Regions from separate parts of the Homo sapiens genome. Here region 1 is linked to region 2. The links are chromatin contacts, found by Hi-C or POLR2A ChIA-PET in ENCODE. All regions are on one chromosome and are shown on one strand. The core of a region is the stretch at or near the end of the contact, and the rest is flanking DNA. Distances in the headings are between cores, read along the strand shown. Region 1 overlaps TAOK1 (TAO kinase 1). Region 2 holds the start of ANKRD13B (ankyrin repeat domain 13B).

Region 1 (6,978 bases), core at 2,864-5,363, 160 kb before region 2:
TCAATGCTAACAAGTTAACATTGTTACAATATTATTAACTAAACTACCAATTTTGTCCAGATTTTCCACTAACATCCTTTTCCTGTTTCAGGATCTAATTTAGGATACCACCTTGTATTTAGTACCTTTAGGTTTTTTAGTTATAGTTTTGTTATTAACTGTGACTTTAAGCACACCACCCAACCCTTCAGGCACTTGTGCATCTAAGATACCTTTTATCTCTGAAGTTTTGAGTTTGTTTAATATCTGTCATACAGTGTGCCCTATTTTTATTTTGAAATAAATAAGACTATAAGATCTAATCAATACAACTGATCTTGTTGACAGTAAAATTTAATTTTTATCTTGTAATTTTACTTTAGTATTAAAGGAAAACTATAATAATGTTGAATTTTGGGAAAAATCACAAGAGCTTTTTCTTCCATTTGAATCAAAAAGATAAAAAGAGAGGGCTTGTATTTTTGTCACCAGTAGAGGGTCATGACTCCAGGTTCTTGGCGTTTTGGACAAAGAATTGGTTAAAATGTCCAGCAAAGCAAAGAAAGAATGAAGTAACAAAAGAACGAAAGCAGGGATTTATTGAAAATGAAAGTACACTCCACAGTGTGGGAGCAGACCTGAGGAGCGGCTCAAGGAGCCCAGGTGTAGAATCTTCTTGGGTTCAAATACCCCCTAGAAGTTTCCCATTGGCCACTTCATGCTCACCTCATGTAACTGAAGGGTAGCCTGCAATCAGTCTGATTGGTTGGGGAAAGCAGCCCACCAGAGGCTGATGTGAAGTTACAAAGGTCACACTCCTGTGCAAACATCCGATTGGTTGCAAAAACTTTGTAACTTCGCATCTGCAAAAAGCAACCAATCAGAGGCTAGGGTGAAGTTACAAAGTTGCAAACGAAGACTCCACCAGCAATCAGTCTGATTTGCTGGGGACAGCCAATATCCCATCTGCAGTGCTCAGGAAAGGTCAAAGGGAGTCGCCTCTGGTCCTTTTGTTACTTAGGCATGGAAAGTTAGGGTTTTCCTTTCAATTTAGTTCTAGGAAATTGGCATGAAACAGCCTTAGGTTCCCTGCCTCCAGACCCTATTCTCCTGCCTCATCTTCCTCTGAGAGACATGATCCCCATAAATCTTTATGGGAGGCAGAAGGACTGAAGGTCTTTCTTCTGTAACTGCTTCATGCTGATTTGGGGCTTAGTCCCTACCTGTTGGAGATCACGGAACTCTCACCCTGTTCTGTCTAGTGGAAGGAGGGTAGCTTTTTGATGGCCAGGGGTAGTATCTTCACCTGGAACTGGCTGGAACTTTGCTGCATGATCATCTGAAGTTTGGTGGTCTCTAGGCGAGGGGAAATGAAATTGATTAAAAGACTTAATGGGAATTTTGGGAGTGGATACCTATGCTGTTATAGAAATTTGCTGGAGAAAAAACAAAACCTGCTCTGTTCTAGAATCTGTGTGTTTCCTTAAAGTCTTAGCACAAGTGATTCCATTTTGGTTTGGTTTGTTGGGGCCCAGTGCATGAGCTTAGTCCAAAACAATGACCTCCCAGAATTTTGTTTAAAAAAACTCCCCCTTTTTGGTCAGGTTCTCACTTAGGTGAGAGTGCTTGCGCTCTGGAGTTTGAGGCCAGCCTGGGCAACATAACAAGACTTTGTCTCTACTAAAAAGAAAACATATTAGTTGAGCATGGTGGTGTGTGCCTGTAGTCTCAGCTGCTTGGGAGGCTAAGGTGGGAGGATCACTTGAGCTCAGGAAATCAAGGCTGCAGTGAGCTGTGCTTGTGTTACTGCACTCCAACCCGGGCAACGGAGCGAGACCCTGTCTCTAAATAAATAAATTAAAAAAAAACCTTAGGTTTTTGGATTACTAAATTGGATACATTAGTGTGACACACTTTAATTTTATAGGCAACTCAGAAAGAAGATTGGCTTGAATGACTAGATTATTTTGAGTTAGAAATTTCTTTGAGATATTGAAGTGGAGACATACGGTTTTATAAGTAAATAAATGTAAATAAGTATAAGTTAAATTTTTTTTTTTGAGACAGAGTTTTGCTCTTGTCACCCAGGCTGGAGTGCAATGGCGCGATCTCAGCTCACTGCAACCTCCGCCTCCTTGGTTCAAGCAATTCTGCCTCAGCCTCCCAAGTAGCTGGGATTACAGGTGCCCACCACCATGCCTGGCTAATTTTTTTTTTTTTTTTTTTTTGAGATGGAGTCTCACTCTGTTGCCCAGGCTGGATTGCAGTGGTGCGATCTCGGCTCACTGCAACCTCTGACTCCCGGGTTCAAGCGATTCTCCTACCTCAGCCTCCTGAGTAACTAGGACTACAGGCGTGAGCCACCACACCCTGCTAATTTTTGTACTTTTTAGTAGAGATGGGTGCCGAGACCAGCTCCGTGTGCGGAGACCAGCTCGGTTGTGGAGATCCTAACCCAGCGTTGCTAGAGGAATTAAAGACACACACACAGAAATATAAAGTGTGGAGTGGGAAATCAGGGGGCTGACAGCCTTCAGAGCTGAGAGCCTCAAACAGAGTTTTACCCACATATTTATTGACAGCAAGCCAGTGATAAGCATTGTTTCTATAGATTATAGATTAACTAAAATGGGAAACAAAGGGATGGGCCAAAACAAAGGTATGGGCCCTGGCTAGTTATCTGCAGCAGGAGCATGTCCTTAAGGCACAGATCACTCATGGTATTGTTTGTGGCTTAGGACCGCCTTAAGCAGTTTTCCATCCTGGGTGGGCCAGGTGTTCCTTGCCCTCATTTCGGTAAACCCACAACCTTCGGCGTGGGCATCATGGCCATCACAAACATGTCGCAGTGCTGCAGAGATTTTGTTTATGGCCAGTTTTGGGGCCAGTTTATGGCCAGATTTGGAGGCCTGTTCCCAACAGATGGGGTTTCACCATATTGGACAGGCTGGTCTCAAACTCCTGACCTCGTGATCCACCCATCTCGGCCTCCCAAAGTGCTGGGATTACAGGCGTGAGCCACTGTGCCCGGCCTGCCTGGCTAATTTTTGTATTTTTTAGTAGAGATGGGGTTTCACCATGTTGACCAGGCTGGTCTTGAACTCCTAACCTCAGGTGATCCACCCACCTTGGCCTCCCAAAGTGCTGGGATTACAGGCGTGAGCCACCACACCTGTCCAAATTTTTTTTTTTTTTAGAGAGAGACAGAGTTGTGCTCTGTCTCTCAGATCATAGCTTACTGCAACCTTAAACTCCTGTGCTCAAGGGATCCTTCTGCCTTAGCCTCCTGAGTAGTTAGGACTGCAGGTGTTTGCCACCACACCTGGCTAATTTTTAAAGTTTTTGTAGAGACAGTGTCTTGCAATGTTGCCTAGGCCAGTCTTGAATTCCTGGGCTCAAGCAGTCCTCCTGCCTCGGCCTTCGTAAGTGTTGGGATTATAGGCATGAGCCACTGAGTCTCCAGGGCCTTACCATAGTTATCTTTTTGAATTACTAGTAATGCAAGAGAATGTAAGTAGAGTTTGAGTCTCAGTTATAGGGCTAATAAAAGAATGTAGCCAGGTGCAGTGGCTCACGCTTGTGAGCCAGCACTTTGGGAGGCCAAGCCGGGTGGATTACGAGGTCAGGAGTTCAAGACCAGCCTGGCCAACATGGTGAAACCCTGTCTCTACTAAAAATACAAAAATTAGCTGGACGTGGTGGCGGGCATCTGTAATCCCAGCTACTCAGGAGGCTGAGGCACGAGAATTGCTTGAACCCGGGAGTGGATGTTGCAGTGAGCCGAGATCACTGCATTCCATCCTGGGTGACAGAGCTAGACTCTGTCTCAAAAAAAAAAAAAAAAGAATGTAAAAAGATTCTTCACTCTAGAAACTAAGGCAGCTCTGTTAGCATTGCAGGACTTTTCCTTAGTTCAGCTAAAGAACTTGTCCGTCCCATGGCTATGAAAATTCAGGCTTGCAGACAGTTTAAAGGGTGAGTAAAGCAGAGGGTTTTATTGGGTGAAAAGGGAAAAAAAGGGGAAATAGGGATACTCCACAAGGCCAGAGTCTCCTGCTAGAGCACTTCCCGCCCTGCCATTCAAATCTCAGGTTCCACACAGGAAGTGGAGGGGCCAGACTCCTCCCCACTGCAAATGGCATGAACCTCCTGAGGCTCAGCTCCAGTGGGCAGGCTTGTTGTAGTTTCTCTGGGGACCCTCTCCCACCTGGCTATCTCATTTCCCCTCTAATCTAGCAATTGTTAGATTAAGGACACGGACGAAGACCGATCTTAACTGCTTCCTGCTGACAGGGGCCTGTTTTGGGGGAAACAGCAGTCAGAGCTCCCTAAGAGGCCTATTTAGGGGTTCCCAGCAGAAGGGGCCACCATCAGAGGCTCCGGTTGCATGACCATTTGGAGTTTGATGGCCTGAAGGCAAGAACAGACAAACCGGGTTATTAGAAAACATGCATCAAAACGAAACAAGGGGCGGGGTAAGGAGAGCTGAAAAATACTGAGGCCTTTTACCAATTTTCACAGGGAGAGGGAGGCCAAAAACCCGACTGGTAAAGAAACTTTACCCTTTTGCTGGCATGTTGGGCTTTTGGGTTCCCTTCCTCTGAGCCCAATCCTAAGCCAACCAGTTTAAAGTTTGGGAAATTAACTCTTTCTAGTTCGGAGGATGCATTTGAGGGGAGTGTCTTGTAGTACAGAAACACAATTATCTATTAGTGAAGAGAGAACTGAGGAGAAAGGGAAAAAGCCTCCTTTTAAAGGAGTCCCAGAGGTTCAGGATGCATTTGAAAGGGGTACAGATTGAAGATGAATGGCTACCAATCTAGAAAGAGGGAAGCAGGCCTCCCTGGTTCCCTTATTTTCCTAGCATATACTCAGGATACGTGAGAGTGAGAGGAAAGAGTGTCCTCTTTCAGTCTTCTGTCCTTGCATCCCCGAGTTCTGGCGACCTTGGCAGGTGCCACCATGAGTACCAAAGTGGCTTGCACCCATGAAACAGGGGTGTCGAGACAATAGGAATTATTTGTCTCACCTATGTCTGTTTCCCACCTACAGTCAGTAGCTTTGGAGTTCCCTAGGCCTCATTTATGCCATGGATATTAATGTGGCCTTTATCCATGAAACAGGAAGCTTGGAGTTGGCTTAATCAGCAGGAGTCAGCCACGCTCACCTGCAATGTGCCTTTTAACCTCTGTTGTCATTTGCCTCTGGATCCCTCAGATCCAGTTTTTTTCCTAGGGCTTTGACCTGAAATTTGGAATTGAGTCTGGGACAAAGATGTGTCTCAGGGGAGTTGCATGGACTCCTTGTAAGCCAAATGCTAAGGTGAAACTGTGGAACCGAGTCCTCCTCCAGTAAGGGAGAGGAAAGGATGTCTTGTGACACACCCAGATAACTGGTGGCTCTAGTTATGCTTGCTAGGATTTGGGTGCATGGTGCTTGGCTTTGGTTAGCTCCCTTGGTCTTACTTTCCCAAAAGGAAACCTCTGTGATGGGCATCCTATGTATTCCCATCACCTGGAAGAATTTGAAGGATAATTGCTCAGAACTAGAATATTGGTCCAGATTTTTACATTACCCATCCCCGTTGTTCTTTCTGAGATGCAGCTGGAGATTGCTGGTTAGTTCACAGGAACAAGCAGGGTTAGTCTAAAATGTAGGTGAAAACTTAAAAACAACCAATGAGTTCAGAATTTAATGACAAATGTATGGTAAATTTTGGAACATGATCTCTCTCTTTCCAGTCCTCATTTTTGTTAAAAAATCATGATAGGACTGAGTGGTTTGCAAAATCCCTTAGCCCTATACTTGACCTGATTATTTGCCTAAAGTATAGCAAGAATAATTATGTCTACATAGGCCTTTTAGATTGGCTTTGATGGAACTCTATTCCCCAAGGAATCTCAGATAAGACCTTGAAACACCTATGAGTTGGGTGATCCTCTCCTCTTAAGGTCCCAAGATAAACTTGGAGCTCCTAGAACCTGTTAGAAAGTGACATTCTTTACTGACCACAGGTCAGGAACCCTGTACAAGGACTGCGAAGATGAGGGTATTAGGTCACTTTCTCCATGGGGCTTTTGTTGGTTCTGCAAGTTCGACTTCGAGCTTGACTCCTTAAAGGGGAGCATACCCTTCCAGTAAAAGCCTTGTTAAAATAACCATTTTCTCCAGTTGTATCCTGTTACAAAAGAAAAATGAATTCTCATTGCACTATTGCAAATACTTATATTGCCATAAGAATACTCACAGATAGGCGGGGTGCGGTGGCTCACGCCTGTAATCCCAGCACTTTGGGAGGCCAAGGCAGGCGGATCACGAGGTCAGGAGTTCGAGACCAGCCTGGCCAACATGGTGAAACCCCATCTGTACTAAAAATACAAAAAATTAGCTGGGCGTGGTGGCTGGTGCCTGTAATCCCAGCTACTTGAAAGGCTGAGGCAAGGGAATCGGTTGAACCCGGGAGGCAGAGGTTGCATTGAGTTCAGATTGAGCCACTGCACTCCAGCCTGGGCAACAAGAGTGAAACTCTGTCTCAAAAATAAATAAGTAAAAAATGTTTTAAAAATTTAAAAATCAAAAAATTAAAGAATACTCACAGACAGTTTTCAAATTTTAGAGGCACCAGGCGGAGAGAAACATAACATGCTCCAAAGTTTTTTTCTTAGGAATATACCTTACTCAATTATTAAAGGCCGTAAATAGTTCAAAATGAGTTTCCTTGACTCTGAAAAACCAAACAAGGATCAGCAATATTCCAGCCAAAAGTCAGAAAGGTTGCTTCAGCTTTCTGAGTTCAGTCCATTTAGTTAACTCTTGTTTTGCTTGATATTTGTAAACATTTCAGCTCTTCATGAGTCCTGTTCATTTTCCTTTATTAAAATGTTAACAATCTCCAAAGTTATCTGAAGTCTGTATTTGAGAGCACCTGTTAAAGTCTTACAGTCTATTATAAACCATCTTCTGAAAAGGATTAAAACAAGACAACAAACATCTGTGAAT
Region 2 (6,488 bases), core at 2,046-4,545:
CAGCGCTCGCCTGGCCCGGAGGCAATGTGAGTCACCCTCACAGCCCCCTCCCCTTCACTTTCCGCGTGGGGTGGACCGGGGGACGCTGGGCCCACGGACGGCGAGGGTGGGGATTAGGGAAGAAGGACTTGGAGGCCCAAGTCCCGCTCCAGGTCAAAGGGGCTGTGCCTTGGGGTACCCGTCTATCTCTGGTTGGGGTGAGGTGTGCGTCCCTGTCCCGTAGGTGTCCACATCTGTGTGTCCAGGGGTGTGTGTGTATGTGTCACACTCTTGCTGAATACGCCCACTGCTAACAATATGGACGCCCAGGTGCCAGAAAGGTCAGGCAGTGTATTCCCCTGCCTCCGGACTAAAAATATATCTATCTCTCCATGCATCCTTCCATCCAGAGAGGAGAGAATCTGGGCGGTTTTTAAAGACCTCCCGAGGAGTGACCACTGTGCCTGTGTGCACTCACATCCACTTGTCATCCGCCTTACACACACCCACGGTGTTTCTGGGCCACCAGAGGTGTGTGTGTCCAGAAAGGGTGCATATAACATAGAGGGGCCGTTTCAGGTGACGGCCTTTCTTCCTGGACTTCACACGACGAGGCAGGCAAAGGCAAGGCAGGTGAGGGACGTGGGTGGGCTGGGGGGCAGGGAGCCTAGGTAGAGGCCGCACATGAGCGCAGCCCCCGCACTGAGCATGCGCCCCCATACGCGTGTGCCGCGCGTGTACCCAACCCCCAATCCCTGCAGCAGCAAAAGGCCCGGGCACTCTGCTTGTGGGGAGAGGGTAGAGGTCCCCAGGGCCAGACCTGGGGGCCAGGTCAGTGGTGACAATTGAGGAGGGGTTCTCCAAGAGTCAGAGACTCCTGCTTGTTAAGATGGGGGCAGTCCTTTGGCAGGGGTGCTCAAGTTGGTCGATTATCCCAACGGTGCCAGAGCGGCAGTGATTTGTGGGTGGGCAGGCTCCTTCCCTAGGGGAGACAAGTAATGCTCATGAGTCACACCACCCGAAATACATGCAAAGCTGCCTCCATCGCCTTTTGCTGCGGCCCAGATTGACAAGTTTGTTTGAAATCGCGATCCATGGGCTTTATTTATAATTGCACCTTAAAAAAATCTTGCAGGCCTCCCCTCCCTCGACAGCCAGCCGCTCAGCTGGTGGGGCTTTTGCAAGCAACGATACCTAGCTGGTGTGTAGGGGGGAGCACCACCTGCCGCCCCGAGCTGCTCTCTCACCAGAGTCCATGGGCTTGGTGGCCTCAGCGGGAAGGGGGTAAGGGGCGGGGGGAGTGAGACGGGAGGAGTGGCCAGGCAGCCCGTGCCAGGCGCTCAGTCCACGAGCGGTGGCCGCCCGTTCACCCCCGATCGACCCCCAGCTATGGAATTTCATTTATTAAATGTCGAGGAGGCTGCTGGCAGCCCTGCCGCTTGGCTGTCTTTGTTTCTCCGCTGTGTGGGCGCGTCTCGAGCACGTGGCAGCTGAGAGCGCGGGCCGAAGCGCAAGCGACCTGGGTTCAGTGTCTACCGCCGCCTGGCAAAAAAAGAACACGGCCGCCCAGGGGACAGTTCCCCACAATCGACAACTCCCCACAATCCATCCTGAACTCCCCCTGTCCTCGGACTCCTGGGCTTTGCTGGGGAAGAAGGATGATTCACTCTGCTTACCCCTCCACCCCACTCCCCATCTCCTGGTTGGCTCAGAGACTACCTGGGAGTGGCCCTGGCGCGGACACATCGTCCAAACTTTGTTTCCCCCAGCCCCGTCACAGCCAAACTTCTGGGCCTGGGACTGGAGATAAAAGGGTTTCTGGATTCCCCCGTGGAGATGTCACCACCCCAGGAAGCAGGACTGCTACAGTGGAATCACACACAAGGTTCGAAAAACAATTTAATAAGGAAATGCACAGGCATGCTCCCGGCCACTCCTAGATGCCCCTCAACCGCGCCAGCCCCCTCCCCTGCACTGGCTGCAGCCACGACACTCTGCTGACCCCTGGTGGTGCAGGCGGGCAGCGGTCCCGGGCCCCCGGAGACGCCAGCTGGCTCCTCCCAGGCGGGAGAAAGGGGCGAGGCAGCCCGCTCCTCCCTCATCTCTTCCCGCTGGGGCCTGGCACCACAGGGTGTGGAGGAGGAAGGAGGGAAGACCACACAAAGAAACCTGAGAGAGTTTGCAAGCTTTTGCTGGCACCTCCCACACAAACACTTCTTGGATTGTTGTTTTAAGTAGGGCCGGTGTGGAATCCCTTATTCCTGCCTTGTTCTGAGGTGGGCTCAAGAAGGCACCGTGCCTGGTCCCGCCACCTGTCTCGGCCCGCCTGGTTGGGGGAGGGAGGCGCTGTTTCCAGGGCAGTCATTATCCTTAGCTCACCCCAGGAGGTAGTATCTAGATTCTCATTTTGAAGGGGAGTGGACCGAGAAAGTCGGAAAAATTAAGCAGTTTGCTCTTTTAAGGTCAGGCAGTTGGAGCTATTCGAACTCTGGTCTCTCTGACATCACAGTCCCCTCCCTCCAGGGACTGGTCCAAGCCTCTTGGTCCTTCCAGGCCTTGCAATTGGCGCTTGAGAGGCCAATTCAACTTTTACCACACCCTCTGCAGGGACCATTCTGGAAGTACCTCTTCACCCTGGGGTCATTCAGGAAGGAGACAGTCTCTGGAATCAGTCACTTCCCTTCCTGAAGGGCCAGCTGGGTGGAGGAACGGAGCTGCCACCTGCTGCTTTTTCTGTCCAACCTCACTCTGGTTCTTGCTGGGGACAGTGTGCGGGGGGAAAGGGACCATCTTTCCCGCGTTACTGGACATTCTGTTTCCAATGACATGTGTGGAAGATGGAGTTTAATTTTCTAACAGGGCAGGGAAGACTCCTCAGAAATGTTCCAGGGGCCAGACCCCTGGCTGCTCCAATGACCCTTGGTACTGATGCCCCACACCTTTCTCAGGAGTTCCCAATCAGACGCTCTCTTCTGGGAATCCGGATCCTTCTTCATGGCCCCTGGGACCCAAGCTCAATTCTGAAGACCACACCTCCACCCCGTCTCCCAAACGCTCGACCTAGGCCCGTGCCCCCCCACTTCCCCAGCAAAAGGCAAAATGCCAGCGGGGGAGGTGCGTCCCAGCCCACCTGGCGTCAGGGCCCCGCCCGCGTCTGGGCCAGGCCTGACTCCCCGCCCACTCTCCCACGAGATCCGGGGACAGTGCAGACCCTCTTCGGCCACCTGCCACCCCCAGTTTCACGAGGCGGACTACAAACCCCATGATGCCGCGGGGCTGAGCTGACAAGCTCTACCCGGGGCGCCTGGTCCCCTTCCTCTCTCCCCATCATCCCCACATCCCCGTATCCCGCGCCGGCCGCTCGGGCTGAGGGCCGGGCTATGCAGCTGTGGGGACCCGGGGGCTGCGGGCGCGCGTCCCTGCGGCGGCGTCCCCGGGGCCCGCGTCCCGTGCGCCCCCGCGCCCGCTGCGGGCGCCTGCTCCCTCCGCCGAGCGGCGTCTTTGTGTGCGGGGGTGTGGGAGGCGAGCGCGAGTCCGCGCAGCGCCGCCGAGTGCCCGCTCCCTCCCAGGGCGGGTGGGGGCCTCTCCGCGCCGCCCGCCGCCGCCGCCTCGCGAGGACGCCCGTCGCCCGCGCCGCCCGCACCGCGCCGGGCGCGCCGCCCCCGCCCGCCGCCGCTCGCACATGCCCGAGCCGCAGCCCCGCGAGCAGGCAGCGCCGGCCCCCCGCCCCGCGGCCCCGGGCCCCGGCTCCGGCGCCGTCCCTCCTCCCCGGCCGGGCGCCGCGGCCCCGGCATGAGGAGCGGGCGATGATCCCCGCCAACGCCTCCGCCAGGAAGGGGCCCGAGGGCAAGTATCCGCTGCACTACCTCGTGTGGCACAACCGCCACCGCGAGCTGGAGAAGGAGGTCCGCGCGGGCCAGGTAGGAGCGCCTTCGGGGCGCCGCGGGGACCCCGCGGCCGGGCACGCCCGTCCGGCCTGGGGAGGGGGTGCGGCGCGGGCTGTCCCGCCTCCCTGGCGAGTTTGCGGCGCGTCTTTGTTTGCGGCCGCGGCTTTTGTGCTTGTTGACCGGGAAAGGGTGATCCCCTCCGGCCGGGACGGGCGGGACCACACGTGTTTCGGACTCACCTAGATGAGAGTAGAGGCCTCTGTGCCCCTCCTCCGCCGGGGCAGTGAGGGCTGCAGGGAGGGGCTGCGGGCTGTGTCGGTGTTCCATGTGGTGGGAGAGTCCGCCCCAGCCAGTTGAGCGGCGACACCTCCCGAGTGAGGGTGCGGAGGTGGGAAAGGCTTGCGTGGGGAGGGGGCCATAGGTCAAGAATGGGGAAGAGGCTGTGTCACACTCCCAGGCACCCCAGCCCCACCCAGCGCCCTCTCCCCAACGGTGAGCGCTTTCTCTTTTAGCTCTCAAACTGGGCAGATCCTTGGATCTCTCAGAGCCCAGCCCCAGCTCAGGAACAGGGAGTGGAGAAAGACCCTCTTGGGAGGCCCCAAGGGCCTTGTCCAGGTGCTGAAAAGCGCTCTCCTGCCCTCTGGTGCTGGGGCCTGGTTTCTAGGCGCAGAGGAAGCTGAGGGGCCCTGGCTGCTGGAAGGACTTGAGGTTCTGCGCACCAGGTGGGCTCCCTGGTTTCTGCTGGTCAGTAAGGCCACGTGGGTCACCAGCTTTGGGCTGGGCAGTGGTCTCCAGAAAACAGGGGAAGGGGGGATGTCTTCTGGCCATGCTTCAGGATGTCTTCTGGCCATGCTTCAGAACAAAGGCAGGCACAGGTCACAGATTGCCACTTCTGCCCTTGGCACCCAGGCCACAGGTAGGCACTCATGGCAGAGATGACCCCCCGCCTCCAGGGTGGGCTGCAAGAGCCAGAGCTGGGCCCGGGTCCCATGGCTTGCTGCAGGCTGAGAACCCCAGTTTTGGACTGGGTCTGAGACCTTGGGGCCATGGGCTGGGGGTGGTTAGCGCAGTTGCCCGCTGTGGGAATTTACCTTCTGAGGGCTGCTTATTGAGTCATGAGAAGTTCAGTCTGAGGAGCTGTGCAATCGCCAAGGGAAGCATGGAGGTGGAGGGCAGGCCATCGGACTGAGCAGGCTGGGGGTCAGGATGTGTCTCTGAAGTCCCACGCTGAGCCAGCCCCCAGGCCTGCATGGCATCCAGCTCTGCATGGCAGTCCCTGTAAATATGCGAGTGACCTGTGCCCGCAGGCCTCTGGGCCGGTCTGGGTGGCCACTTCCTGTTACCTGTGCCTATGCCAGCACTCTCCGAGTTTCTCCTCAGACTGAACTCCTCAGACCCTGTCTTTGTTTATCTATCATAAAGGCAGTGCTCTGCAGCCACGAGAAGCCTGTTAAAGAGAGTGGGTCACAGTGCCCCCAGGAAACAGATGAACAAACAGGGCATCAACCCCTGCCCTCAAGGAGTCTCTGTTCTGGTGAAGCAAGTGTGAACAGGAAATTCCAGGGTGATGTGCAAAGCGCTAAGACATGGCCAGCCAGCCTCTGCTGGCTCTTCTCTGCTTTCCTTCCCTGAAAGCAAAAGAAGACAAGCCTCATGTGGGAAGAACTTCCCAGGGGTCCAAGGATCACTAGGCAGAAGGCTGAATCTCCAGAATGCCTCAGTCCCACTCCCTTGCCTGAGGGTGGGTGGTCCTTTTACTGCAGAGACTGGAGAGAGGCAGAATGCCCTGGGAGAAAAGACTTCTCCAGCAGGCCTCTCTGCTGATAATCCTGAAGTGGGTGGCCATCTTGCTGGGGTAAGGTTGGGGTGGGGGGCACCGGAGCCGCTGCAGGTAGAGGTGTTGGGGGCTGCTCATGTGTTTCTCTCTCCCACCCCTCTGGCTGCCTCAGAAACAAGGTCCCAGATTCACCCCTACCCCTGCCCCAGTGAGTTAATGTCTCCTTGAAATGGACACTGCCTGTCCTGGATCCAGGCCAGGGGGAATATAGGGCACTGGTGGAGGTTAACCCTTGTTCAACCACAGAGGAGCCAGGCCAGTCCTCTCCTTCCCTCAGGCGTGCCAAAAAGAGGAATGCCACTCCGTGTAGGTGGGAGAGTTCCCTAGCTGTCTCCCCTCTCGAGGACTGGCCCAGAGTGAGGCTTGTATCCAGATGTACACTGCCTACTCCCCAGGGCACCAGGCTCTGTTTTCTGCAAGGGGGACCTGGGGACAGCCACCTAACATCATGAGAAAAGCACTGTGGAACCCTGGCATCCCAGCCAGGGGTCCCTGGCCTCTAGTCCCCCTGGTACCAGCCGCCACAGAAACAGCTCGGCTTTCCTCAAGCACTCAGGAGCCAGGTTTCCCTGGTCTTGGCTTGGCATAGCTGCCTCTTCTTCACTCCAAGAAAGCCCCGCAGAGGCCCTCCGTGGGCAGGCTTGGCAGTGCAGCTGGCTGAGGAGGGGGCCAGCATGGCCACCTTCAGAGCAGGTTAATGGGCTTTGCTCAGCCCCAAATTGCTCTGCTGGAGGCTGGAAGCAGGGAGTGATGGGCAGATAGGAGGTGCCTGGTGAAGGGAAGGG

The links. A loop is a pair of places that touch in the nucleus more often than their neighbours do. ChIA-PET counts read pairs that join two places held with the same protein, here RNA polymerase II (POLR2A). Pooled maps may share reads with other maps.
Region 1: a pooled map shows a loop between it and region 2 (2.5-fold over the local background). The contact joins the enhancer-like site here to the promoter of ANKRD13B in region 2. A Hi-C loop is called at or near these places in 2 of 50 pooled maps. POLR2A ChIA-PET finds 5 or more read pairs at or near these places in 4 of 52 experiments (H1, OCI-LY7, WTC11 and 1 more).

Annotation. Positions count from the first base shown.
Region 1 is chr17:29,429,618-29,436,595 of GRCh38, forward strand. All of the region lies in intron 1 of TAOK1 (TAO kinase 1), which reads left to right. Among named protein-coding and RNA genes, the nearest start is that of MIR4523, 42 kb to the left of the region's middle. Within about 2 kb of position 4,114, at least 2 of the 41 ENCODE cell types and tissues checked have a DNase peak (open chromatin) inside an H3K27ac peak, as active enhancers do.
Region 2 is chr17:29,589,837-29,596,324 of GRCh38, forward strand. It overlaps ANKRD13B (ankyrin repeat domain 13B), which reads left to right and starts at 3,296. Exons shown (of 15, transcript NM_152345.5): 1 at 3,296-3,899. The coding sequence starts at 3,786. RefSeq lists silencers at 1-140, 1,901-2,090 and enhancers at 1-792, 4,415-4,484.